Linked DNA regions of Homo sapiens: region 1 is linked to region 2. Evidence: read pairs that join two places in POLR2A ChIA-PET (ENCODE). Cell type or tissue: A673. All regions are shown on one strand. Each heading gives the region's core, and the rest is flanking DNA. Links, peaks and the distances in the headings are about the cores only.

Region 1 (15,659 bases), core at 3,120-11,119, 120 kb before region 2:
CAACGACCCATCTTGTGCCTAGCTGGCCCATAGTACTGAATTATTCTTTCAGGGAGCCAATCTGTGTCTTTTTAATTTTCTATTTTTGTGTCTTTTTTTATGTCTCTATTTCTTTTGTGTTTTGTTTAAAATTTTATTATAGACAGGACACCCTAAAGTTTTTCCTTGTTGCAGTGGGAGTAAGAAGAAAGATGGCCTAATTGTTCCAAGTACACAAGCCCCTGTCCATTTGGCTGGCAACTGTTGGTAGGCCCATGGCCCACAGATCCAGCGGAGACCAGAGGGTGCTTGCCAGGTATTTGGAGCTTTATGCCGATACTAGGTATGGTTTAGAGAAGAGAAATGGGAGAATGGATTTGGATGAGGTGATTTGGAGTTATCTTTGCCCTGCCACAAAGTTTTCCGTAGTGTTTCATTATAATATTGCTGTCCTAAGCAGGTTAGTTCTCCTACTGGGTCTGTAAAAGCCTTTCCCCAGTGAGCAACAGAGTATCTTTCTGTAATAGAAGTTTTTAGGAGCCAGATGCTTGAACTTATGGGTGTCAGTTCAGGGTCAGAGTAAAATAATTTTGTGGCATTAACTTTTTTGCTTCCTAAGGCCATTGGTCTCCCATGTTAGTTCCTCCACAAACATAACATGAGGAAATGCCTAGGCTGCCAGCAATGTTTTCAGCCAGCTGAGCAAACAGGTTTTTGGTTAAAGGAGGAGGCTCTGGTAACTTTTAGTCTACATGCTTATAGAATGATTTAAAGACTCAGAATTGTTGCTGGGCCAGATGGGTCCGGGTTTCCTTTTTGATAACATATAGGTAGGTTGCTGGGTATGTGTGTATGTAGACATGTGTGGGGTAACCTGCAGTCCACATGGGTAGGTTTGGCCTTAGAATGGTGAAATTTATAGGATCACAGGTTTTTGTTTTACAATCTGGTTTTACCATCATTTTGGTAAGCATAATTGGCCTTTGTTGTGTGCTAGGGTGCCACGATATGCAATACTGACAATCTTTTTCTGGGGTCCCAGGGGGACGAGGTGACTTGCATACATATTTGTAGTCATTTTTATAGTCTCTTTTTAAAGGTAGGTTACGACAGACGGGTGAGTCTAGGTATGCTACCTGACAAGCATCAAAATATAGAGAAATAGGCCCTAGGTAAAAGGGAGGGACCTTGGTTTGGTTTAAGAGGGAACAGTCCTTTGACCCTGCATGGATTTCAAACCATTTACCAGGTGAAAACTTGGTGTCATAACATACATAAGGTTGGTTATTTCCTGGGTCACAAATTGAGTAGGAGGTCTGATTATAAATACAAGTTCCTAAGCGAGTCCTTGTACACTCATAATAAGTATGGCACAATAGAGTTTTAGTTATACTGTTCCCTGACCAGGTAGTATGTGTACAGTGGGGACATCCTTCTATAGGTGCTTCTTCTAGCATAGTTAGGGGGGGTAACAACAGCAAAACAATGTACAGCATATTTATATTCAGCAAGGATAGAAGAGGTCTTTACCTGGGGGAGGAGATTGGGCACAGCGACAGAACAACAGGAAAACAGTTAGTATTACAAGGAAAGCTACTAGCTCTAAGATTTCTAACCACATTTACTTGCTTGATGAGTCCTCAAGCTTCAGCCGTGGGTAGAGTAGTCAGCTTCCGGAGTGACCAGAGCAGGGCAGTCATCTTTAGCAGCAGCTTGGTCTCATCTCAGGATCAACCAGGTTGGGTGATCTGGGTCCTGCTGACTGGTCCACTTGTCCTGAGCTGCCGGTTTTAGCCAACTGTGGTGGATCCAAGGTAAAACACCTGCAACTTTAACAGCAGTGGGAGTGGACAAGATTACAGTATAGGGCCCATCCCATATGGGTCCTAGAGAAGTTGGATTCCACTTTTTAACCCAAACAGAGTCTCCAGGTTTAAAGGGGTGTACTGGGCCTGTCAGCCTTATAGGCATTCTTTCTCGTACCCAGCCATGAACCTCTTGCATGGCTATTTCTAACGCCTGCATTTGCTTTCTTAAAGTTAATTTCTCTAGTTCCCGGAGAGTACCTTTTATTTGACTTATGATTGGGGGAGGCCCACCGAACAAAATTTCACAGGGTGAATACCCAGTTTGTTTGGTGGGGGTGCACCTGACTCGGAGGAGGACCATAGGCAAGACCTGATCCCATCTTAGATGAGTTTCTTGGCAATATTTCTTCAGTAGCTGCTTGAGTGTCCGGTTCATGCGTTCTACTTTTCCTAAACTTTGTGGCCAATAGGCTGTGTGTAACTTCCATTTTAGTTTTAACAGTCTTGCTAGCGGTCTATCAATTTTGTTGATCTTTTCAAAAAACCACCTCCTGGATTCATTGATTTTTTGAAGGGTTTTTTATGTCTCTATCTCCTTCAGTTCTGCTCTGATCTTAGTTATTTCTTGCCTTCTGCTAGCTTTTGAATGTGTTTTTTTCTTTTTTTTAATTATACTTTAAGTTGCTTTTGAATGTGTTTGCTCTTGCTTCTCTAGTTCTTTTAATTGTGATGTTAGGGTGTCAATTTTACATCTTTCCTGCTTTCTCTTGTGGGCATTTAGTTCTATAAATTTCCCTCTACACACTGCTTTAAATGCGTCCCAGAGATTCTGGTATGTTGTGTCTTTGTTCTCGTTGGTTTCAAAGAACATCTTTATTTCTGCCTTCATTTCGTTATGTACCCAGTAGTCAGTCATTCAGGAGCAGGTTGTTCAGTTTCCATGTAGTTGAGCGATTTTGAGTGAGTTTCTTAATCCTGAGTTCTAGTTTGATTGCGCTATGGTCTGAGAGACAGTTTGTTATAATTTCTGTTCTTTTACATTTGCTGAGGAGTGCTTTACTTCCAACTATGTGGTCAATATTGGAGTAGGTGTGGTGTGGTGCTGAAAAGAATGTATATTCTGTTGATTTGGGGTGGAGAGTTCTGTAGATGTCTATTAGGTCTGCTTGGTGCAGAGCTGAGTTCAGTTCCTGGATATCCTTGTTAACTTTCTGTCTCATGGATCTGTCTAATGTTGACAGTGGGGTGTTAAAGTCTCCCATTATTACTGTATGGGAGTCTAAGTCTCTTTGTAGGTCTCTAAGGACTTGCTTTATGAATCTGGGTGCTCCTGTATTGGATGCATATATATTTAGGATAGTTAGCTCTTCTTGTTGAATTGGTCCCTTTACCATTTGTAATGGCCTCCTTTGTCTCTTTTGATCTTTGTTGGTTAAAGTCCATTTTATCAGAGACTAGGATTGCAACCCCTGCCTTTTTTTGTTTTCCATTTGCTTGGTAGATCTTCCTCCATCCCTTTATTTTGAGCCTATGTGTGTCTCTGCACGTGAGATGGGCTTCCTGAATACAGCACACTGATGGGTCTTGACTCTATCCAATTTGCCGGTGTGTGTCTTTTAATTGGAGCATTTAGCCCATTTACATTTAAGGTTAATATTGTTATGTATGAATTTGATCCTGTCATGATGATGTTAGCTGATTATTTTGCTCGTTAGTTGATGCAGTTTCTTCCTTGCATCGATGGTCTTACAATGTCTTTTTTTTTTTAATAGATGCAGAAAAGGCCTTTGACAAAATTCAACAGTCCTTCATGCTAAAAACTCTCAATAAATTAGGTATTGATGGGATGTATCTCAAAATAATGAGAGCTATTTATGACAAACCCACAGCCAACATCATACTGAATGGGCAAAAACTGGAAGCATTCCCTTTGAAAACTGGCACAAGACAGGGATGCCCTCTCTCACCACTTCTATTCAACATAGTGTTGGAAGTTCTGGCCAGGGCAATCAGGCAAAAGAAATAAATAAAGGGTATTCAATTAGGAAAAGAGGAAGTCAAATTGTCCCTGTTTGCAGATGACAGGATTGTATATCTAGAAAACCCCATCGTCTCAACCCAAAATCTCTTTAAGCTCATAAGCAACTTCAATAAAGTCTCAGGATACAAAATCAATGTGCAAAAATCACAAGCATTCTCATACACCAATAACAGACAGACAACCAAATCATGAGTGAACTCCCATTCACAATTGCTTCAAAGAGAATAAAACACCTAGGAATCCAACTTACAAGGGATGTGAAGGACCTCTTCAAGGAGAACTACAAACCACTGCTCAATGAAATAAAAGAGGATACAAACAAATGGAAGAACATTCCATGCTCATGGATAGGAAGACTCAATATCGTGAAAATGGCCATACTGCCCAAGGTAATTTATAGATTCAATGCCATCCCCATCAAGCTACCAATGACTTTCTTCACAGAATTGGAAAAAACTATTTTAAAGTTCATATGGAACCAAAAAAGAGCCCGCATTGCCAAGTCAATCCTAAGCCAAAAGAACAAAGCTGGAGGCATCATGCTACCTGGCTTCAAACTATACTACAAAGACGGGCATCCCTGTCTTGTGCCAGTTTTCAAAGGGAATGCTTCCAGTTTTTGCCCATTCAGTATGATGTTGGCTGTGGGTTTGTCATAAATAGCTCTTATTATTTTGAGATACATCCCATCAATACCTAATTTATTGAGAGTTTTTAGCATGAAGGACTATTGAATTTTGTCAAAGGCCTTTTCTGCATCTATTAAAAAAAAAAAGACATTGTAAGACCATCGATGCAAGGAAGAAACTGCTACAGTAACGAAAACAGCATGGTACTGGAACCAAAACAGAGATACAGACCAATGGAACAGAACAGAGCCCTCAGAAATAATACCACACATCTACAACTATCTGATCTTTGACAAACCTGACAAATACAAGAAATGGGGAAAGGATTCCCTATTCAACAAATGGTGCTGGGAAAACTGGCTAGCCATATGTAGAAAGCTGAAACTGGATCCCTTCCTTACACCTTATACAAAAATTAATTCAAGATGGATTAAAGACTTAAATGTTAGACCTAAAACCACAAAAACCCTAGAAGAAAACCTAGGCAATACATAGGCATGGGCAAGGACATAGGCATGGGCAAGGACTTCATGTCTAAAACAGCAAAAGCAATGGCAAAAAAAGCCAAAATTGACAAATGGGATCTAACTAAACTAAAGAGCTTCTGCACAGCAAAAGAAACTACCATCAGAGTGAACAGGCAAACTACAGAATGGGAGAAAATTTTTGCAATCTATTCATCTGACAAAGGGCTAATATCCAGAATCTACAAAGAATTCAAACAAGTTTACAAGAAAAAAACAAACAACCCCATCAACAAGTGGGCGAAGGATATGAGCAGACACTTCTCAAAAGGAGACATTTATGCAGCCAGCAGACACATGAAAAAATGCTCATCATCACTGGCCATCAGAGAAATGCAAATCAAAACCACAATGAGATACCATCTCACACCAGTTAGAATGGCGATCATTAAAAAGTCAGGAAACAACAGGTGCTGGAGAGGATGTGGAGAAATAGGAACACTTTTACACTGTTGATAGGACTGTAAACTAGTTCAACCATTGTGGAAGTCAGTGTGGCGATTCCTCAGGGATCTAGAACTAGAAATACCATTTGACCCAGCCATCCCATTACTGGGTATATACCCAAAGGACTATAAATCATGCTGCTATAAAGACACATGCACACGTATGTTTATTGCGGCACTATTCACAATAGCAAAGACTTGGAACCAACCCAAATGTCCATCAATGATAGACTGGATTAAGAAAATGTGGCACATATACACCATGGAATACTATGCAGCCATAAGAAATGATGAGTTCATGCCCTTTGTAGGGACATGGATGAAGCTGGAAACCATCATTCTCAGCAAACTATTGCAAGGACAAAAACCAAACACCGCATGTTCTCACTCATAGGTGGGAATTGAACAGTGAGAACACTTGGACACAGGAAGGGGAATATCACACACTGGGGCCTGTTGTGGGGTGGGGGAAGGGGGGAGGGATAGCATTAGGAGATATACCTAATATAAATGACGAGTTAATGGGTGCAGCACACCAACATGGCACATGTATACATATGTAACAAACCTGCAAGTTGTGCACATGTACCCTAGAACTTAAAGTATAATAAATATATACATACATATATATATAAAGAAAAGAAAAGAAAAAAAACAGTCTTGTTAAATCTTGCACTATTTCAGCTACAAATGCCGGCCCATTGTCTGATCCTAAAGTTAGCGGCAGTCCAAACCTGGGTATAATGTCTTTTTTTTTTTTTTTTTTTTTGAGACAGTCTTGCTCTGTAGCCCAGGCTGGAGTGCAGTGGCATGATCTCGGCTCACTGGGGTTCACGCCATTCTCTTGTCTCAGCCTCCTGAGTAGCTGGGACTACAGGCACCCGCCACCACGCCCGGCTAATTTTTTTATATTTTTAGTAGAGGCAGGGTTTCACCGTGTTAGCCAGGATGGTCACTTTGTGATCCGCCCGCCTCAGTCTCCCAAAGTGCTGGGATTACAGGCGTGAGCCACGGTGCCCGGCCGATAATGTCTTTTAACGTGCTTTAGTCACTTCTCGTGCTTTTTTTGTCCTGGTGGGGAAAGCCTCAACCCATCCTGGAAAGGTGCAAATAAGCACTAGCATATACCGATAGCCCCCAGCACGGGGCAGTTCGGTAGTCTGTAAGTAAGTTTTTACAAGGCATGGCTCCTATTTCCTGAATTCCTGGGGGCTGTGTGGGCCCCTGTGGCAGATTGTTCTGAGCACAGGTTAAATATTGTTTACAGACAGCTCAAGTGATGGCAGAGACCCGTGGCACATATAAATGACATTTTAATAACATTTTTAGTGCCCTTTTTTTCATATGAGTTCCTTGATGAATTTGTTTCACAAACTTAGGAGCTAACATCTCCGGAATGGCTGACTTTCCATCGAAGAGTTTTCACCACCCTCCTTTAATGTATTTTCCAGCTTCCTGGGCAAACCAGGCTCTTTCATTTGGAGTATAAGTTGGGTCCTCTTGGAGAGGAGGTTCTGGGAGGAGAGGCATAGCTAAGGCTTTCTCTTTAAAATGTGGCATAATCATTGCTGCCCGCTTTGCCCCTCTGCCTGTCTTTCTGTTTCCTTTGGCTTCTGGCATCCCTGCCTTTTGGTGCCCTCTGCAGTGCATTACAACTACTTTTTCTGGAGCCCATGCAGCCTCTAAGAACTGTAGAATTTTTTTCTTGTACTTTATTTATTTGCCTCCAGCTGTTAAAAGTCCTCTCTTTTTGTATATAGTTCCATGTACATGCAATGTAGTAAAAGCGTATTTAGAATCAGTGTAAATATTGACTATTTTTTTTTGAGACGGAGTTTCACTCTTATCACCCAGACTGGAGTGCAGTGGCAAGATCTCAGCTCACTGCAACCTCCGCCTCCCAGGTTCAAGCGATTCTCCTGCCTCAGCCTCCCAAGTAGCTGGGATTGCAGACACCTGCCATCACGCCCAGCTAATTTTTTGTATTTTTGGTAGAGACGGGTTTTCGCCATGTTGGCCAGGCTGGTCTCGAACTCCTGACCTCGTGATCCGCCCGCCTTGGCCTCCCAAACTGCTGGGATTACATGCGTGAGCTACCGCGCCCTGCCAGTATTGACCTTTTTGTCTTTTGCTAGCAGCAGTGCTCTTGTTGGGGCTATTAATTCTGCCTTTTGAGCTGATGTTCCAGTAGGCAGAGACTGAGCTTCTACTACTGAGTCTAATGTTACCACTGCATACCCGGCATGTTGAACCCCTTCTAGCACAAAACTGCTTCCATCCGTGAAGTACTCGACATCTGGGTCTCTGAGGGGTTGGTCCATAAGATCTTTTCAACTAGAGAATACCTCATCTACTGTTTTGACACAGTCATGGAGGGGAGCTCCTGGTTCCACTGGGAGCAGAGTAGCCGGGTTTAAGCTGTTCACTGTTTCTAAAATACTGTAAGGGTTTTCACATAGAAGCCCTTGGTACTGAGTCATCCTCAGGTTTGACAACCAGTGATGTCTTCTTTGGTCTATCGAAGTTATAACTGAGTGCAGCACCCAGATGCTTAGCTGCTGTACTGAGTGCAGCACCCAGATGGTTAGCTGCTGTCCCAGAGTTAGTTTACTAGCCTCTTGTGCCAACAAGACGGAGGTGGCTAATGTGTTAAAGCAAGCCATCCTAGCACCGCAGAGTCCAGTTGTTTGGATAAATATGCCACTGGGTGATGCCATGATCCTGTAGCTTGAGTCAGAACCCTTATAGCCACTCCCTTTTGTTCATGAACATATAGAAAGGAAGGCTTAGTTACGTCTGGTAGTCCTAAGGCTGGGGACTGGGCCAAAGCTTCCTTGATCTGTTTGAATGCTATTTCCTGATTAGTTTCCCAGAGTAGGGGCTCTTTTTCTCCCCACTTTGTGGCTTCATATAACGGCTTAGCCATCAGTGAAAAATTTGGAATCCAGATGCAGCAGAATCCTGCTGCCCCTAAAAATTCTCTCATTTGACGTCAGGTGGTCGGGGTTGGAAGTGCACAAATGGCTTGCTTCCGCTCATCGCCAAGCCGGCGTTCCCCCTGGCTCACTATGAAACCTAGATATTTAACCTCTTCATGGCAAATTGGTTTTTGTTTTGTTTTGTTTTGTTTTTGAGATGGAGTCTCAATCTGTCGCCCAGGCTGGAGTGCAGTGGTGTGATCTCAGCTCACTGCAACCTCCGCCCTCTGAGTTCAAGCAATTCTCCTCCCTCAGCCTCCTGAGTAGCTGGGATTACAGGCACCTGCCACCACACCTGGCTAATTTTTTGTGTGTTTAGTAGAGATGGGGTTTCACCATGTTGGCCAGGCTGGTCTTGAACTCCTGACCTCGTGATCCACCCACCTCAGCCTCCCAAAGTGCTGGGATTACAGGCGTGAGCCACTGCACCTGGCCAAATTTGAGCTTTCTTTTTAGGTACTTTGCAACCTGCTTTTCATAGGAGATGGAGGAGGTCTTGGGTTCCCTGATAACAGTCCTCTTGGGTTGGGGCCGCCAAAAGAAGGTCATCTACATACTGTAACGAGGCACAGTTATCATTTGGCAGGGTATAGGCCTTGAGGTCTGAGGCCAATGCTTCCCCAAAGATTGTGGGAAAGTTTTTAAACCCTTGCAGGAACCTAGTCCAGGTGAGCTGGGTAGCTTCTTTGTCCCATTGAAATGCAAAGATAGGCTGACTAACTGGTACCATGCAGATATGAAGGAAAGCATCCTTTAAGTCTCAGACTGTAAACCAGGTAGCACTTGCTGAAATGAGTTCCATTAAATTATACAGGTTGGGTACCACTGGATGGATGGTTACTGTGGCCCAGTTTACGGCATGCAAGTCCTGCACTGGTCTATATTCATCAGACCCTGGTCCTGGTAGTGGCTTTTGTACTGGCAAAAGTACAGTATTCCAGGGCAACTGGCATTGGACTAAAATCCCCTGTTTATAGAGCGGCTGTAAGTGTTTACAGATGCCCCATACAGCCTTTTGGGTAACTGGGTACTGATGAACCTGAACAGGATCTGCTCCTGGTTTTAATTCTACTACTACTGGTGCATGATTTACAGCTAACCCAGGTGGGTTGTCCTCAGCCCATACTCCAGTAATTTCTTTAACTAACTGAAATAATAATTTTTCTTCCTCTTGTGTATGAGGTTGCATTGGTGCCTGAAATCTCTTTTTATAAAGTCTCCACTCCTCAGCCTGCAGGACAGTAAAGGTTAACACCATGGCCTTTGGGTGAGTCAGATTTAAAGTTATACCTCCCTGGGGGCCAAAAGTAATCCATGTTTGCAGTTTTTGGAGTGGGTCTCTCCCTAACAAGGGAACTGGACAATTTGGGAAGTATAGTAATTTATGCTGGACTTCTCGTCCTCCTGTAACACAACTCCTTGACCGGCAGAATGGCCTCCTCTCTGAGACTTCAGTAGCCCCTACAATAGTTGTATAGTTTTTAGTGGCCCTATGGGTTGAGTTACTACAGAGTGTTCAGCCCCAGTATCTACCATAAAGTCCATTGAACGGCTTCCAACTTTTAATGTGACCATAGGCTCCTGAAGGCCCAATGAGAAGGAGTGCGGTCTGTCCTAGTCCTCATATCTTTCAGCCCCTGCCAGCCTGATCAGATCAGTATCTGGTTCTGCCAGGGTGTGGCAGCCCCTGGCCGGTGGCCTCTTTGTCTCTCCGCCTTGGCCATTTCCCTCATTGCCTTATGGACATTTATCCTTCCAGTGTCCTTTCTTTTTGCATTGTGCACATTGATCCTTCTCTAACCTTGGTCAGCTCTTGAATCCTTGTCTTGGCCTCTTCCATGTCCATGTCCACGTCCACTTCCTCATCCTCTCACATTGCTAGTGTCTCTCTCTATGAGGGCTGTTGCCAACAGATCGGCTTTCTTTTTAAGCCTCCGATCTGCTTCCTTCTTTGCCTCCTGGTCATGGTTAACATACACTTTGGTGGCTACTTCTTTTTGTTTGTTTGTTTTTTGAGACGGAGTCTCGCTCTGTCGCCCAGACTGGAGTGCAGTGGTGCGATCTCAGCTAACTGCAAGCTCTGCCTCCTAGGTTCACGCCATTCTCCTGCCTCAGCCTCCCGAGTATTTTTAGTAGAGACAGGGTTTCACCGTGTTAGCCAGGATGGTCTCAATCTCCTGACCTTGTGATCTGCCCGCCTCGGCCTCCCAAAGTGCTGGGATTACAGGTGTGATCCCACCTGTAATCCTCCACCCTCCTACTTATAGAAGTAGCCTGGTGGCTACTTCTATAAGCTGGGTGGCATTCATGCCTGCGAAACCTTCCAGTTTCTGAAGGTTTCGCTTTATGTCACCCTGGGCCTGTCCTACAAATGATATATTTACCATACGCTGATTTTCAAGAGCCTCAGGGTCAAATGGGGTGAAAAGCCAGTATATCTCAGAGTCTTTCATAAAACTGGCTAGGGCTCTCATCACTTTCCTGAAGCATCCCTGAGATCTTTTCTTATTGATTGCCCTTTTTCCACCATCTCTTAGCCCTTTCAGAAGTGTCTTCGGTACCTCTGCAAATGCTGAAGCTGGGTCGCATCTTCTGGGTCCCAGTTGGGATCTTGGTCTGGGAACTGGCCCTGAGCGTATGCCTGAGCATTCACTGCATCTGCTGGTGCATGGGCTTCTAGCCAGCGGAGAGTTGCTGGGTTACTCTCCTGCGGTCCTCAGTGTTAAACAGCGTGAGAAGAAGCTGCCTGCAGTCTGGCCAGGTTGGATTGTGTGTCAGAAAGATGGACTGCATCAGATCTACAAGAGCTTGGGGCTTCTCTGTATAGGAGGGAGTATGGTGTTTCCAGTTTAAGAGATTAGTGGTTGAAAAGGGCTCATAGATGAAAATCTGTTGCCCCCCTTGGACTTGGCCTTGGTCATCATAATAAATGGGTCCTCATGTCTCCCTGAGAGGCATTTACATGCTTGAGCACAGCCAGATCTGAGACACCCTGCTCGACTATCTTGATTTCCTTCCCTGGCCTCTCAAGGCTCTGATTCTTCCCTTTGGGGTGAAACTTGGGGTGTGCTAGCTCCTGAATTTGGTTCCTGGGGGGCTGTTGGCCTCAGTAAAGGGGGCCAGGCTGGGACATATGGAGGAGGAATCTCTGTTCCCTCTGGCAGCTCCTGCAAAACTGGCCTTTCTTGTTCCCTCTGGGACTTCCCCTTTAACTCTGTGTCTGTCGGCGAACCTGCTCTTACTTTCACTTCTGGCTCAGCTTGGGCCACAAGTGTTTTGCAATGAGCCACTAAACAGGGCTGGATCCAGGCTGGTCTTGTTTGTACTATATTTAACCATGAGTTAATGTAAGGAAATTGATCTGGATGCCCAGGCTGTCCTCCGACCCCTGTCACCACCCTAAATACACAGCCAATTATTTCCGTCTGTAGTTCCTTCGGTTGGCCATCCAACTCCAAAAGAAGTCCATTCTAGTTCACAGAGAGTTCTCAACCTTTGGGGGGTCAGCTTAACTCCATAATCCCCTGCAAAACCTTTCTTAAAGTTTTGTAACATGCACTCCAATGGAGTGGGTTTTGATGACTTTCCTCCTATTTCCTCCCTTTATGATGCAGCATACCCACTCTTCCTTTTGACTCAGACCAACCAGACCTTCTCCTATTATGGGAGTTTTCAGACACCACTTGGCTTTGGAGAGGTCCTTATTCCCACCACAATTCTGAGCTGTGGGGCAGCTCCTATTAGCCATATGTGGTTCGCCACTAGTCCAGGTTGGCCCCACACTTCGCTTGGAGCACACAGTCCACGCTAAGAGATCTGTGACTCCCCACATCACTCCCCACATTGGTTTCTCCAGGAACCATCTCTCACACACTTTCACACACCTCCCCATTCCCAGTTCCTGTGTTCCTAATTGGGATGGTGAGCCACTCTTGCCGCCTCCAGTTTCCTTTTCCTAACCAACTTAGCGAGCCACTCTCACATCCGGTGTCGGTTGGGATGTGAGTTTCATCCAAATTGGCGAGCTGTTCTTGCTGCCCCTAACCCGTCTGGGTCAGACTACCAGTTACACCCTGGGAAGGCTCCCCTTCTATCCTTATGAGACGGGTCCTGCCTTGGGCCCCAATACCTTACCGCAGTTCCTGAAGCACGCTGTTTCTGGAATTGTCCTGTAGCCCCTCTCAGGTTCTGTTGTGCTGCTGGGTAGGGGTGCTGGGTCACAGGAGAGCTGATTTCACCCCTCTAGGCTGAAGTTCTCCAGGTGGCACCTGGGGTCACAGGTCTCCCCAGGCCCGGGGCTCCAGCCCCATAGGGAAAGGAGACAGTAGATCTGCCGTCTCCACTCCTCCTGGCTGGCTCGCCAAGAAATGTTGCGGGATGCAGGGGACTAGACAAGTATGGGTGAATACAGGAGGATAATTATTTTAAGGTGTGCACCAGCTCAGTGGATTTATTTTTCCTTGAATTTCTGCCTCGATATTACCTAGATAAAGGTCGTCTTGTTTCTCTGACTACTTCATAAGACAAGCAAATTTTCACAAATTTAAAGGATACATTGTGGAAGGTCTGACTGAAAATAAGGCCCTTGTGGGCATCCTAGAAATTTATCTAGAATGGTGGCTCTCAAACTTTAGCATCCATCAGAATTAGTTGGAGCGCTGGCCCCACCCCATTGCTGACTTTTGTAGGTCTGGGGTGAGGCCCAAGAATGTGCATTTCTAACAGTTACTATATGATGCTGATGCTGTTGGTTTGGGGAAAACATTTTGAGAACCATTGACCTTGTAGATAGTGGTAGTGGTGAATATGGTGGTGGTGGTGGTGAAGATGGTGGTGGTGGTGGTCAAGGTAATGGTAGTGGGTGGTAACAGTGGTGGTGGTGATGGCGGTGACAATGGTGATGGTGGTGGTATTGATGTTGGTAATGGGGCGGTGGTTATATTGGTGGTGGTGATGATAATGGTGGTGGTCGTGGTGGTGGTGACAGTGGTAGTGGTGGTGATGGGGATGATAGTGGTGAGTGATGGTGGTGACAGTGATGATAGTGGTGACAGTAATGGTGGTGGCATTGATATTGGTAATGGTAGTGGTATTGTTGATGTTGGTGGTAGTGGTGGTAATAGTGGTAGTGATGGTAACAGTGGCGGTGGTGATGGTGATGATGTGACAGTGATGGTGGTGACAGTGGCAATGGTGGTGGCATTGATATTGGTAATGGTGGTGGTGGTGATGGTGATAATGGTGATGGTGATAGTGGTGGTGGTGGTGACAGTGGTGCTGGTGACGGTGTTGGTGGTGACTGGTGGTGGTGGTGACAAAAGTGGTGGTGATCATAATGATAGTGGTGGTGGTAACGGTGACGGTGATGGTGGCGACCTACAATCTCTGCAGAAATAGGCCCACCATAACCATCACCACCATCATTACCACCACTGTTACCATCCACCACCATCACCACCACCAAATGACTGGTGATGGTGGTGGCAGTGGTGAAAGTGTAGCATTGTAAAGAGCTAGAGTCAGCTCCCACACAGGTGAAGTTGAGAGATTATTACTGAGGCCCATGTCAGTTAGGAGAATTATGTCATACATATGAAGGCAACATGGGCAGTAAAAAACAAAACAAAACAAAACAAAAACAGTTCTATCACATATGAACCCTAAATCAAAGTTTATAAGGGCAACCATTGAAAATCACAGATGCTGGCTTGGAGTCAACCTGCTGCTCACATGGGTAACTTTATGCAATCCGTTTCAGGATTAGTAACAGGAGGGATGGATATATTTAGAATGTTGAATGAATTAAGAGACTGAATACGCAAAGGGACAATGGCCATATATAACTATGCATTTCTATGTCTAGTGTCATATATGGTCATTGACTCTGCATATTCAGAGGCTGTGACCCACAACCTTTGCAGCAACCGGGGCAGGAGCCAAGCCAACCTTCTATGGCGATAGGCCCAGAACGTCAGGATTTGCTCAATGACTGCCTGCTGCCCTAATTCTCACTGACACTTCCAACTCAGGACCAAGCCAAGAAAGCCAAAAATCCTCTCCAAACCCATCACATAAGATGCTGCTGCCTGCACTTTCCCCCTGCCAACATCTTCCAATTAGAGCCCACCTGAAACCTATAGAAGCCTTTCCCACTAGCATTTGAGTCTCCAGTTATATTTGACTCTCTGCCAAAGGCAAGTGATGGTGGCTGACTGTCTGGCCATAGAAAACGCTAAATAAATAGCCTCTGCCTTCCTCATTTGGGTGGCTTTCGTTGATCCGCATTGAATCTTCTCAACAGTGGAAAGCCAGCTAATTTTTAGGTTTCCAGGTGTATGAAATGCTCCTGCTGGTGTTGTTAACTCTATTTCCACTAGGTGGCACCATTCACTCGGGAAGGATAACACACGATTCCTGGAGGTTCCCAGACCCAACCGGGAGGCAAGGGAAGGGGAACTCTGCAAAAGCCCATCTGGCTTTGCTTCTCTTTCCACGTGAACCACATGACCGGGTTTAGCAGCTCGCGTGTAACACTGCTACCCAGCAGATGTGATGCAGGGCAAGTACTAGTTCAAGGGGAAGATGGTGGAGGTGGGGAATGGGCTGGCTCTGGGCTTCCCGGCCTCTGCATTTTAGGCATTCCGGACAAGACAATTCTTCGTTGTGTGTGGAGAGGGAGGCTGTCCTGTGCTTTGGAGGATGTTCGGCAGCATGTCTGGCCTTTACCCACTTGATGCCAGAAACAATCCTTGTCTTAGTCCGTTTGAGCTGCTATATAACAAAATACCATGAACTGTGTGGCTTAGAAACAGCAAATATTTATTGGCCGGGCGCAGTGGCTCACGCCTGTAATCCCAGCACTTTGGGAGGCCGAGGCGGGAGGATCACGAGGTCAGGAAATAGAGACCATCCTGGCTAACACGGTGAAACCCCGTCTCTACTAAAAATACAAAAAATTAGCTGGGCGTGGTGGCGGGCGCCTGTAGTCCCAGCTACTCGGGAGGCTGAGGCAGGAGAATGACGTGAACCCGGGAGGCGGAGCTTGCAGTGAGCCGAGATTGGGCCACCGTACTCCAGCCTGGGTGACAGAGTAAGACTCTGTCTCAAAAAAAAAAAAAAAGAAAAAAGAAAAAAGAAACAGCAAATATTTCTTTCTCACATTCCTGGAGGCTGAAAAGTCCAGGATCCAGGTGCGGCATGGTTGGGTTCTGGGGAGGTCCTGCTTCTGGGCTGCAGACCGCCGCCTTCTCACTG
Region 2 (11,378 bases), core at 1-8,000:
CCTGCTGGGCGTTCCATGCTAGTCTGGGATTTCCACCTAGCAGGTAACAGTTCCTCAAGAGACAGAGATGCTCTCCACTGGGACTCTCAGGGACAGAACCGTTTTCAAAAGTCCTATAAACTCTCCATGGGGAGTACAGATATGCTGTTGCCAGAGAGAGCCCCGCAACCATGTGGGGCCGGAAACCATTGATTTTGCCATCCTCTGTCATCCCGTTCGTCCACACTGTCCTCAGTCTCATAGCTGAGTGTGAGACGCTTGCTTCCCTACCAAAGCTACCTCCTCCGCCCCCCGTCTTCTGGCATCTTTCTTTTCCCCCAATCCTTTTGTTTTGCTTTTTTTCTTTCCCTTTTCCCCCACCAGTGGGTCACCCCTGATGAGGACCTCAGAGCCCTGGGACTGCGACACCCGTGAGAGGCCTGGCTGCGTAGCTGGGCCCCTCCTTCATGGCTGCTCCTGTTCCCTGGCAGGTGATCGAACTGTGCCGCCCGCTGGACTCCCGGCTCGAGCACGTGGACTTTGAGTCTCTCTTCTCCTCCCTCAGCGTCCGCCACCTGGTCTGTGTGTTTGCCTCCCTGCTTCTGGAGAGGAGGGTCATCTTCATTGCAGACAAGCTCAGGTACCCGCCTTGGCTACTTCTGCTAAAGCGTTTGAATGACAGTCGCTCTTGGACCCTCTAGTCTGTAGAGCAGGTGACCGCCTAGCATTGAAGAGTAAGCCCTTCTGAGATAAGGATGGAATAGGCTGGGCGCGGTGACTCACACCTGTAATCTCAGCACTTTGAGAGGCTGAGGTGGGTGGATCACTTGAGACCAGGAGTTCGAGGCCAGCCTGTGCAACATGGTGAAACTCCGTCTCTACTAAAAATAGAAAAATTAGCCAGCCATGGTGGCCCACGCTTGTTATCCCAGCTACTTGGGAGGCTGAGGCACGGGAATCGATTGAACCTGGGAGGTGGACATTGCAGTGAGCTGAGATCTCACCACTGCACTCCAGCTTGGGCAACAGAGGGAGACCTTCCCTCCTGCCCCCACAAATAAAGGATGGCCAGGCACGGTGGCTCATGCCTGTAATCCTAGCACTTCGGGAGGCCGAGGCAGGCGGATCACCTGAGGTCAGGAGTTCAAGACCAGCCTGGCCAACATGATGAAACTCAGTCTCTACTAAAGATACAAAAATCAGCCAGTCATGGTGGCTCGTGCTTGTAACACCAGCTACTTGAGAGGCTGAGGTACAAGAATCGCTTGAACCCAGGAGGCAGAGGCTGCAGTGAGCTGAGATCGCACCATTGCACTCCAGCCTGAGCAACAGAATGACATTCCATCTCAAAAATAAAAATAAAATAGGCCAGGCGCAGTGGCTCACACTTGTAATCCCAGCACTTTGGGAGGCCGAGGCGGGTGGATCACAAGGTCAAGAGATTGAGACCATCCTGGCCAACATGGTGAAACTCCGTCTCTGCTAAAAATACAAAAATTAGCTGGGCATGGTGGCGTGTGCCTGTAGTCCCAGCTACTCAAGAGGCTGAGGCAGGAGAATTGCTTGAACCCAGGAGGCAGAGGTTGCAGTGAGCCGAGATCATGCCACTGCACTCCAGCCTGGTGACAGAGCGAGACTCCATCTCAAAAAATAAAAAATAAAATAAAATAAAGGATGGAATCAGTCGGCAGCTCAGACTGGAGATCTGGGGGGCACACTGTTTTGCACTGCTGTGTGCGACTTCCCTGGCATTGGTGGGCTTTCCACTCATTCTGCCATGTGTCATACACTCTGCTATGTGGTAGGAAAACAGAGAAAAGACACAGCTGGCATGGTGGCTCACGCCTGTAATCACCGCACTTTAGGAGGCTGACGTGGAAGGACTGCTTGAGGGAAGTAGTTTGAGACCAGCCTGGGCAACACAGTAAGACCCCCATCTCTACAAAAAACGTAAAAAAAAAAAAAAAAAAAATTAGCCAGGTATGGTGGCTCGAGCCTACAGTCCCTGCTACTAGGGAAGCTGAGGTAGGAAGATCACTTGAGCCCAGAAGTTCAAGGTTGCAGTGAGCTATGATCATGCCACTGCACTCCACCTGGGCAACAGAACAAGACCTTGTCTCAAAAAAAAAAAAAAAAGAAAAGAAAAGAAAAACACAGACTTGTCTCAGTGCAGTGGGGTAACAGAGACATAAGCCGACTCTCCAGGACCACATTAGAGGCAGGTAGAGGCAGTGAGTTCTGGAGACCGAGGGAGGGCACTCACTCCCAGGGAGGCGAGTTCTGAGGGCCAACACTCAGAACAAGTAGTCAGCACATTGCAGGCAAAAGGAGCCATCCTACATAGATATGGGGACAGGTGAGGCCTAGCTGTCACCTTCAGGACTGTAAAGTAGGCCAGGCGCGGTGGCTCATGACTGTAATCCCAGCACTTTGGGAGGCCGAGGCAGGTGGATCACTTGAGGTCAGAAGGTCAAGACCAGCCTGAACAACATGGTGAAACCCCGTCTCTACTAAAAATACAAAAGAATTTAGTTGGGCGTGGTGGTCCACGCCTGTAATCCCAGCTACCTGGGAGGCTTGAAGAAGAATCGTTTGAACCCGGGAGGCGGAGGTTACAGTGAGCTGAGATTGCGCCATTGCACTCCAGCCTGGGCAACAAGAGTGAAACTCAAAAAAAAAAAAAAAAAAAAAAGAGAGAGAAAAAGAACTGCAAAGTAGTTCACTAGGGCTGGCCCAGAGAGAGGAAGATGGGGGAGGGAGAGATGAGCCGGCAGTGGTGGACAGAGGCCAGCTCACAGAAGGCTGCAGGGCCATGCTCAAGAGGACAGACCATCGTGAGGGCATCCCTCCTCACCGTTAAAGCAAATCCCCTCCCATCACACACACAAACTCAGTGCCCCATAGGAGGCCACCCCCGTCCCAGTGGGCACATTCAATAATTTGCTAAGGCCACGTCACAAAACAAAGAAGATCCGGAAGGAAATGCAGACAAGGACTTGGGTTCGTTCTGAGCTTCTAAAAAGAAGCTCATTTTTGAAATACTGAATCAGAGCCTTCTTTGCTTTGGAACTGGGGGCACAGAAGCGTGAGGGGTGTGGCTGCAGCCCCAGGAAGGGCTGAGATGCGGGGCCAGCCAACCGGGTGGTGCAGATGAGGCCACCTGAGAAGTCCATCTGGAAAGAAGCAGTGCCAAAAACAAAAAAAAACCTGAAGCACTGTGGTTTGGAGAGGAAATCTGACTCTGAACTATGGAAAACAAAAGGGAAGGAAAAAAAAAGGCATAGAAGAATGGAAGGGACAAACTCCGTAGATGTGGAATTCCTCAGGAGGCGGGGCGGGAAGCGGCCCCACCCTCTCCCCTCATGCGCCGCATCTGGTCACCTTTCTGATGCACCTCTTTGGACAGCAGCCATCTGGCTGTTCCCAGCCTGCTCCCACCCTGTGTTTTAGTTCGCTATGCACTTTTAAATGTCAGCGTGATCGTACTCCCGGTGCACTTTTGTCAGCTCAGGAAGCAGGCCCTCTCTGTAAGCCTTGCAGCTGGTGCTGGGCGCTGAGGAGCTCTCCAAGCTCCCGGGCACTGGGGAATTCAGCCCAGGGAGTTCTCAAGGTTGGAGCCCTGGAAGCCAGGATGAGTAATAACCCTTCAGTGGCCAGGATCGGATTTCATCAGCACCATAGTAACTGTCTTTATCTTCTCCATCCCCCACTCCCTCCATCCGCTAGAGGTGGAATTCTCAGGCTTGGATGTGGGGGAGGGGAAAATGATGGATTTCAGAAAGGCCTGGGCTAGAAGTGGAAAGCCAGCCAAGGAAACCCAGCACCCCCCAGGAGTGGTGGTGGGGACAGAGTCCCCCGGGAACGTGCCTGCGGGGTGAAGATGCTAGACTTGGGGAGGACCCACCCTGAGAAGATGTCTGGGAAGGGCACAGCTGGAGAGGAGCCGTGGGCCCCCTCACACACCCCAGCCTCCCCCAGACTCCCTCCAGGGGGAAGAAAACAAAGTATCATCCATTTTTCTGGTAAAAGTACAGTGAGACACCAGTCTCACTGGTGACAGAGAGAGACTCTGTCTCTAAAAATTAAGGAGAAGAAAAAAAACTTAAAAACATTAAGTGCAGGGAGAGAAAAGGTGGGAACAGAAAAGGGAAGGGGCCTTGTCAGAGACAAACACATCTCCAAAGGGCAATGCAGGAGGACATGTCAGAAGGCTCAGGGCACAAAGAAACCTGGAAATGCCAGCCAGGCTCAGTGGCTCACGCCTGTAATCCCAGCACTTTGGGAGGCCGAGGCGAGTGGATCACCTGAGATCAGGAGTTCAAGACTAGCCTGGCCAACATGGTGAAATCCCGTCTCTACTAAAAATACAAAAATTAGCTGGTCGTGGTGGCGTGCACCTGTAATCCCAGCTACTCGGGAGGCTGAGGCAGAAGAATCATTTGAACCTGGGAGGCAGAGGTTGTGGAGAGCCGAGATCATGCCATCGCACTCCTGCCTGGGCGACAGAGCGAGACCCTGTCTAAAAAAAAAAAAGAAAGAAAGAAACCTGGAAATGCCTGCCCCAGTGACGTCTGAGAGAGGACTTGACGCCTCCGCCTTTTTGCTGGACAGATTTCCGGGTGGACAGGTTGGACGCTGGGCCAGCCCCTCCCACAGAGCTGCTGTCACCAGAGACAGACAAAAATGAGCAAAGTCCAGTGGCCGAGAGTGGACCCTGCCTGGATTCCTGGGCCTTGGCTGTTCCCCAGCCACCCTCCCTGCCCTGCTCTGGGACCCCTCAACAGAGGAGACAGTCACCAGTGCAGTCCATAGGAAAGGCACTGGTGTTTCTCTCCAACCTTCCATAGTGCCTGGCATTCTGCCCTTGGAGGTTTCGTCTTTTCAAACGGCTCATGCCGTGAGTGGGTCAGATGCCAGCTGTGGCTGCCACAAGCAGGTCTCCCCACGGGCACGTTGTGCCCATCAGGGGTTTTCTTCTGCAGCAGCTGCCAAATGTCAGGCGCTGTGAGGATGGGATTTCTGTGGGAGAAGAGAAGGCAGCAGGAACGTGGATAATTGTGGTGCCCTCCTTGGAGCGAGAGCCAGGCCATGGTACAGTAATGGTGTGCGAGTGTGAGAAAGACCGTCATTGGGTTTTTAGACCCTTTACAGCTTTCAGAGGTACACATCCCTCCGCCATCACTCAGGGAGGTTTCCCAGAGTAGGGGGGACCCCTGAGCATCCTTAGCCGTTGGCCCTGGGTCTCCTCGTTCATAAGACGCGGCCCCGCATGGCTCTGACTTTCCGGGACTCCGCTGTCTTGTTTTCTCTGAAAGCAGCCCTCGCTTTTCCTGTTACAAATGGCTCCACATGCTCTCCCCGCTGCCCAATAAATCGTCCTTCCATCCTACACGGGTTCCATGCAGACCTGAAGAGATGGAAATCTGCGTAAAGAAAGGCCCGAAGAGCTCTGAGACAGGAAGAGGGTAAACAACGCGTGAGCAAAGCTGATGAGGATGACGGCAGCGACGGGGCGTGGAGTGGCCTCTGAGCGGCCTCTGTGCCGGGCGCCTTCTGAGGGTCTGACCTGCGTCATTTCATGCCCCCTACGGCCCTGTCACATGGGTAACTAACAGGCGTGCAGAGGATCCGTCATTCTGCTCAAAGAAGCAGGGAGTGGGAGAGCTGCCGGGCTTTGGAGAGGACGGAGGGAAAGCAGCTGGGCTGCAGACTCCAGGGTTGGGTGAAGGGCAGGGTCTGGGGCCCTGTCCGTTTACAGAAATGTATAAGGAAAGTCTCCCTAGCACAGGCCCTCAGGACCCGCTTTGTGCTCAGCAGTCAGGCTAACAGGTCATGGGGAAGTCTGTGCTTTTCTCCTCAGGGCCCTCCCCGCCTCCCTTACAGCCTTTGGCCTTCCAGCAGGGTCCCAGTGAGACAGGTATGATCAGGTCACCCCCAAGGCCTCCCCCAGCTTTGAAACTCTCTGACTCCATGGGCCAGGTGGAAGAATCCGTATCCACCTCGATCTGTCTGATTTATGGGAAAGTAGCCATAGGGAATTGAAGTGTTCTTTGGCCAGGCCATGACAAACAAGGGTTTGGGGACCAATGGTTGGCTGCAAGTTGCCTGACCTGGAAAATTCTGGAAAGTCTTTAGGCCAAGCGCAGTTGCTCACGCCTGTCATCCCAGTATTTTGGGAGGCTGAGGCCGGTGGATTGCTTGAGGCCAGGAGTTCGAGACCAGCCTGGCCAACATGGTGAAACCCTGTCTCTACCAAAAAGACAAAAATTAGCTGGGCGTGGTGGCACACGCCTATAATCCCAGCTACTCAGGAGGCTGAGGCAGGAGAATCACTTGAACCTAGGAGGCAGAGGTTACAGTAAGCTGAGATTGAGCCACTGCACTCCAACCTGGGCAACAGAGCGAGACTCTGTCTCAAAAAAAATAAAGAAAGAAAAAATTTTTTAAAAAAGGGCCAGGTGCAATTGCTCATCCCTGTAATCCCAGCACTTTGGGAGGCCAAGGCAGGTGGATCGCCTGAGGTTGGGAGTTCAAGACCAGCCTGGCCAACATGGTGAAACCCCGTCTCCATTAAAAATACAAAAATTAGCGGGCATGGTGGCGGGCGCCTGTAATCCCAGCTACTTAGGAGGCTGAGGCAGGAGAATCACTTAAACCTGGGAGGTGGAGGTTGCAGTGAGCTGAGATCACACCGCTACACTCCAGCCTGGGCAACAGAGTGAGACTCTATCTCAATTAAAAAAATTAAAAAAAGAAAAAAGAAAGTCTTCAGGTTAAATTACAGCTGGTACCCTCATCCCCAGTACTCCTGGGGCTGCACATGCACTCATGCCCAACCCTGCTCCGCTCACGTGGCAGAAAGCCTCCTTATTCTCCTGATTTCCAGCTGTAGCCCCTAACTTAATGAGGGCATGGAACAGGGCATGAGAACAGGACATGTCACAGACTCAGTGCGTGGCCCGGTGACATCCCAGAGAGGACCTTCGCCCACTCTAGGTCGGTAGCCACCCCCGCAGCACTCTCCCCCACAAACACAATTTATTCTCTCATCATCGCTGTGAGTCTCCCACTGCAAGAGGAAGCTTCAGGGAGTTATGGCAAAGATTGTATGAGTTATAAAAGGGTTTTAAGTTGAGCCAAAAATCTATCAAGTTTAGAATAACATTTTTGCTCTGTTTTATCTTTAGGCTGGACATTGAGTGTTCTAGTGGCTCTGTCAAGCAAGAGTTTGACAGATGGAAAGGAAAGAATGCTGTTGTGATGGCTTGTTCTGTGGTCATGACAACAGATAAATACTTCTCTACACCCTCGCCTTCATTTTCCTGATGATGAACATTTTGTTTTTTACTTTACTAATTTCAGTTCCCCAAAGTTTTGGCTAAACCTACAGACCAGGCTGAATGATAAAGTCAGAGCTGCACGTAAACAAATATGTGCAAAAAGTTTTAGAGGGAGGTCGGGCATGGTGGCTCACGCCCATAATCTTAGCACTTTAGGAGGCCAAAGCAGGAGGATTGCTTGAGCCCAGGAGTTTGAGACCAGCTTGGGCAACATAGCAAGACCCCATCTCTTAAAACAAACAAACAAACAAACAAACAAATGAAAAACACCTTAATAGGGGACAAAGTTTTTAATATTCAAGGAATTTATGAGCTGGGCATGCTGGCACATGCCTGTAGTTCCAGCTACTCAGGAGGCTGAGGTGGAAGGATCACGTGAGCCCAGGAGTTTGAGGCTAGTGAGCTATGACTGCACCACTGCTCTCCAGCTGGGGTGGACCTTGTCTTTAAAAAGCAAATTAAAAAATAAAACAAATAAGAAATTGACTTATATGTTTGTAGTGCGTTAAACCATAAGCTAAATGATAGACTACTGGCTAGTGATAAGTAGGATTAGGTGGGCAAATCTTGACACATACAGGAGTTTGAACCTTGTCTTTGACATATAGGTAACTACACAAATAAGTTCATATGTAGCTGTGCACTTTCATCCTCTTATTTGTTCGGTTTGGTTCATTTTTAATAAGTTTACACAAGCTTAAATGAGAATCCCATGTCCTTTTTAGAATTGGTTGCACCCAGCAACATTTGCCATCCCAGGAGGTTGGGCTTCTCACCACACCTCTCTAGGGAGATGAGTTTGCCCAAGGCCTAGCCGAAAGTGTTTAAAGCTGCCACCTTGCTGCTCTGGCATCCATAAGATACTTCAGAGGTCTAGCTAGTCCTCAGCATGGTTGACAGAGTCTTAGAGATAAGTACATTTAGTTCAGCAAAGTCCTATGAAAAACACAATTTTAGGCAGGTGCAGTGGCTCACGCCTGTAACCCCAGCACTTTGGGAGGCTGAGACAGATTGATCACCTGAGGTCAGGAATTCGAGACCAGCCTGGCCAACATGGTGAAACCCCGTCTGTACTAAAAATACAAAAATTAGCTGGGCATGATGGCAGGCGCCTGTAATCCCAGCTACTCAGAAGGCTGAGGCAGGAGAATCACTTGAACCCAGGAGGGAGGCTGCAGTAAGCCAAGATGGCACGACTATACTGCAGCTTGGGCAACAGAGCAAGACTCCATTTCAAAAAAAAAATACAATTTTAATAGTATAATTGTACAGCCTGATTAAATGTTAAGTATTAACCACCTATTTTTGCATATGAACACCAACAAGATACCAATTAGAGCAAGATTTAGAGTTTGGCATAGCCACAAATGCTGTTGTCTTCTAATCCAGACCCATCACTGACATATCCTGGGGCTGGAAGCTTATTCCAGTTCTTCTCTTGGAGTCGAATCCCTCCCAGACTACACTGGCTTTGAAACACTGTCATCTTCACCTTTTGGATGCACTGCAGCCACTGGAAACCTCTCAGACACGTTTCTCTGAGATTCTTTTTTTTTTTTTCCTGAGATGGAGGCTTGCTCTGTTGCCCAGGCTGGAGTGCAGTGGCATGATCTCGGCTCACTGCAACCTCCACCTCCCAGTTTCAAGTGATTCTCCTGCCTCAGCCTCCCAAGCAGCTGGGACTATAGGCATGTGCCACCACGGCTGGCTAATTTTTCTGCATTTTTAGTAGAGACGGGGTTTCACTATGTTGGCCAGGCTGGTCTCAAACTCCTGACCTCAAGTGATCTGCTCGCCTCAGCCTCCCACAATGTTGGGATTATAGGCGTGAACCACCATGCCCGGCCTTCTCTATGAATTTCTTAGTGAGTGTCACCATCATTCTTTTGTTCTGTCTTGGCTAAGGAGCGCTAGAATTACCTTCCTGTGACACCCTTCGTTCTTTTGATGGCCTCAACAAAAGCTCCTGTTTCCAGCTCCTGGCCTTTGCTCTCTCTTCTGGGTTCATCGTTTGTAGATGTTAAAGTTGGAAGGACGGCCAGGTGCAGTGGCTCAAGCCTGTAATCCCAGCACTTTGGGAGGCCGAGGCAGGTGGATCATCTGAAGTCAGGAGTTTGAGACCAGCCTGACCAACATGGTGAAACCACATCTGTACTAAAAATACAAAAATTAGCTGGGCATGGTGGCACATGCCTGTAATCCCAGCTCCTCAGGAGGCTGAGATAGGAGAATCGCTTGAACCTGTGAGGCAGAGGTTGCCGTGAGCTGAGACGACGCCATTGCACTCCAGCCTGGGCAACAAGAGCGAAACTCCATCTCAAAAAGTAAAAAATTAAAAAAAAAAAAAAGAAGCTGGAAGGACATCAGCAACGATCTAGCGATGATCTAGTCTACTTTAGTTATTTCACAGGTGAGAATCTGAGGCCTGGAGCAGTTCAGGGCTTTACCTGAGATCACGCAGAGAGTAACAGAACTAGTTGTCTTGAAGCCCAGCCTGTGTTCGTTTTCAACTGTGTGGCACACGGCCTCAGGGTTTGCAAGTACAGTGATGGAAACCAGGAGCCACTGCATGGTGACTCCCACCTCCTAGTAGGTTTCACCAGGCACCAGACCACACGTGAATTTACCTTTCACTCATGTTTTCGGGAGTGGAGCACCAATAGGAGAGCTACTTTGCTTGGGATACTAAAGGGCATTCACTGAATCAGCCTTCCAGTTCCTGGGGTGTTCCTCTAATTCGGGAAACTCTTCATTTACTTTTCTGGTAGCATCTTAGAGGAAGCTCTGTGCTGGATCCTTACTGCTTCATAGAGAGTTGGAAGCCAGCTGAGCATAGGAACACCAAGTATGGAGCAGAGGCTTGGTAGCAACCAGAACTAAAAAGTTGGCTCCAGGAAAACTTTGGCATTCCTTACAAGTGCGTCCTGATGTTCTGGAATACTGCTCCAACACTCAGGAACCACCACCCAACAGCAAAACATCCTTGGACCCAACCCTTCTCACCCATGCCCAACTTTTAACCCTGAGGCCCAGCCAACCTCCCACTGGGGCCTTCTCTTCCCTGCCCCACTTTTGTACAATTGATCACAGCTGTGAGTGCTGGCGTTTCTTTCCTCCACACCACTGTAATGCAAGCCAGCTGCGAGTGAGGACTCTCTTTCTATGTCTTCCTTCAAAAACACTGCCTCTTCTCTAGCCCCTCCACCTCCACACTCTGCAGCAAGCCCTCTTGACCAGTCATCCCTAGCATCCCCAGAACCACTGACTATTGGCATGTTCCTAAGGGACCACCAGTCCCAGGAGTGCCCACCTCCCATCCCCCTCCTTGAGGGCTCCTCGGGCCTTCACAAGTCAGGGAATAAAATTTTATTACCACTTGCATCAGGGATTGAGAGAAACAAGCTCCATCCAAAATAATCCTTTCCTGCTCTATCATTTATTTTGAGGAAAGGGCTGCCACTCATGGAATTATTCACAAAATTTGACCTTTCCTTTTAGTGTTTAGGGGCAGAATTGTTTTTAGAACATTGATGTGGGCTGGGCGTGGTGGCTCATGCCTGTAATCCCAGCACTTTGGGAGGCCAAGGTGGGCAGATCATGAGGTCAAGAGTTAGAGATAAGCCAGGCCAACATGGTGAAACCCCGTCTCTACTAAGAATACAAAAATTAGCTGGGCGTGGTGGCACGTGCCTGTAATCCCAGCAACTCGGGAGGCTGAGGCAGGAGAATCACTTGAACCCTGGAGGCAGAGGTTGCAGTGAGCCAAGATCGCACCATTGCACTCCAGCCTGGGTGCCAGAGCAAGACTCCATCTCAAAAAAAAAAAAAAAAAAAAATTAACCAGGCATTGGTGGCACGTGCCTGTGATCCCAGCTACTTGGGAGACTGAGGCAGGAGAATCGCTTGAACCCAGGAGGTGGAGGTTGCAATGAGCCAAGATCGTGCCACTGCACTCCAGTCTGGGCGACAGAGTGAGACTCCATCTAAAAAAAGAAAAAACGTTGACGAGGGCTACAGAGCAAGAGGAATAAGACCCTTCACCTGCCTGCTTGTTGCCGT

Evidence for each region. ChIA-PET counts read pairs that join two places held together with the same protein. Peaks named below come from ENCODE experiments on the same cell type or tissue, not always from the same donor. Only the 100,000 strongest peaks of a DNase experiment are listed, where the experiment ranks them.
Region 1: POLR2A ChIA-PET joins it to region 2 with 10 read pairs; 5 of 35 experiments call an interaction of 5 or more read pairs at or near these places.

Annotation. Positions count from the first base shown.
Region 1 is chr7:140,652,722-140,668,380 of GRCh38, reverse strand. It overlaps LOC105375535 (a long non-coding RNA gene), which reads right to left. Exons shown (of 6, transcript XR_928047.3): 5 at 12,540-12,792; 6 at 1,753-1,808. Among named protein-coding and RNA genes, the nearest start is that of ADCK2, 12 kb to the left of the region's middle. In A673, for the core only: a CTCF peak has its summit at 7,041 (motif pointing left); no DNase peak of the experiment used is centred there.
Region 2 is chr7:140,533,859-140,545,236 of GRCh38, reverse strand. It overlaps DENND2A (DENN domain containing 2A), which reads left to right. Exons shown (of 20, transcript NM_015689.5): 14 at 471-619. Among named protein-coding and RNA genes, the nearest start is that of MKRN1, 60 kb to the right of the region's middle. RefSeq lists an enhancer at 32-532. In A673, for the core only: no CTCF peak of the experiment used is centred there; a DNase peak (open chromatin) is centred at 3,606.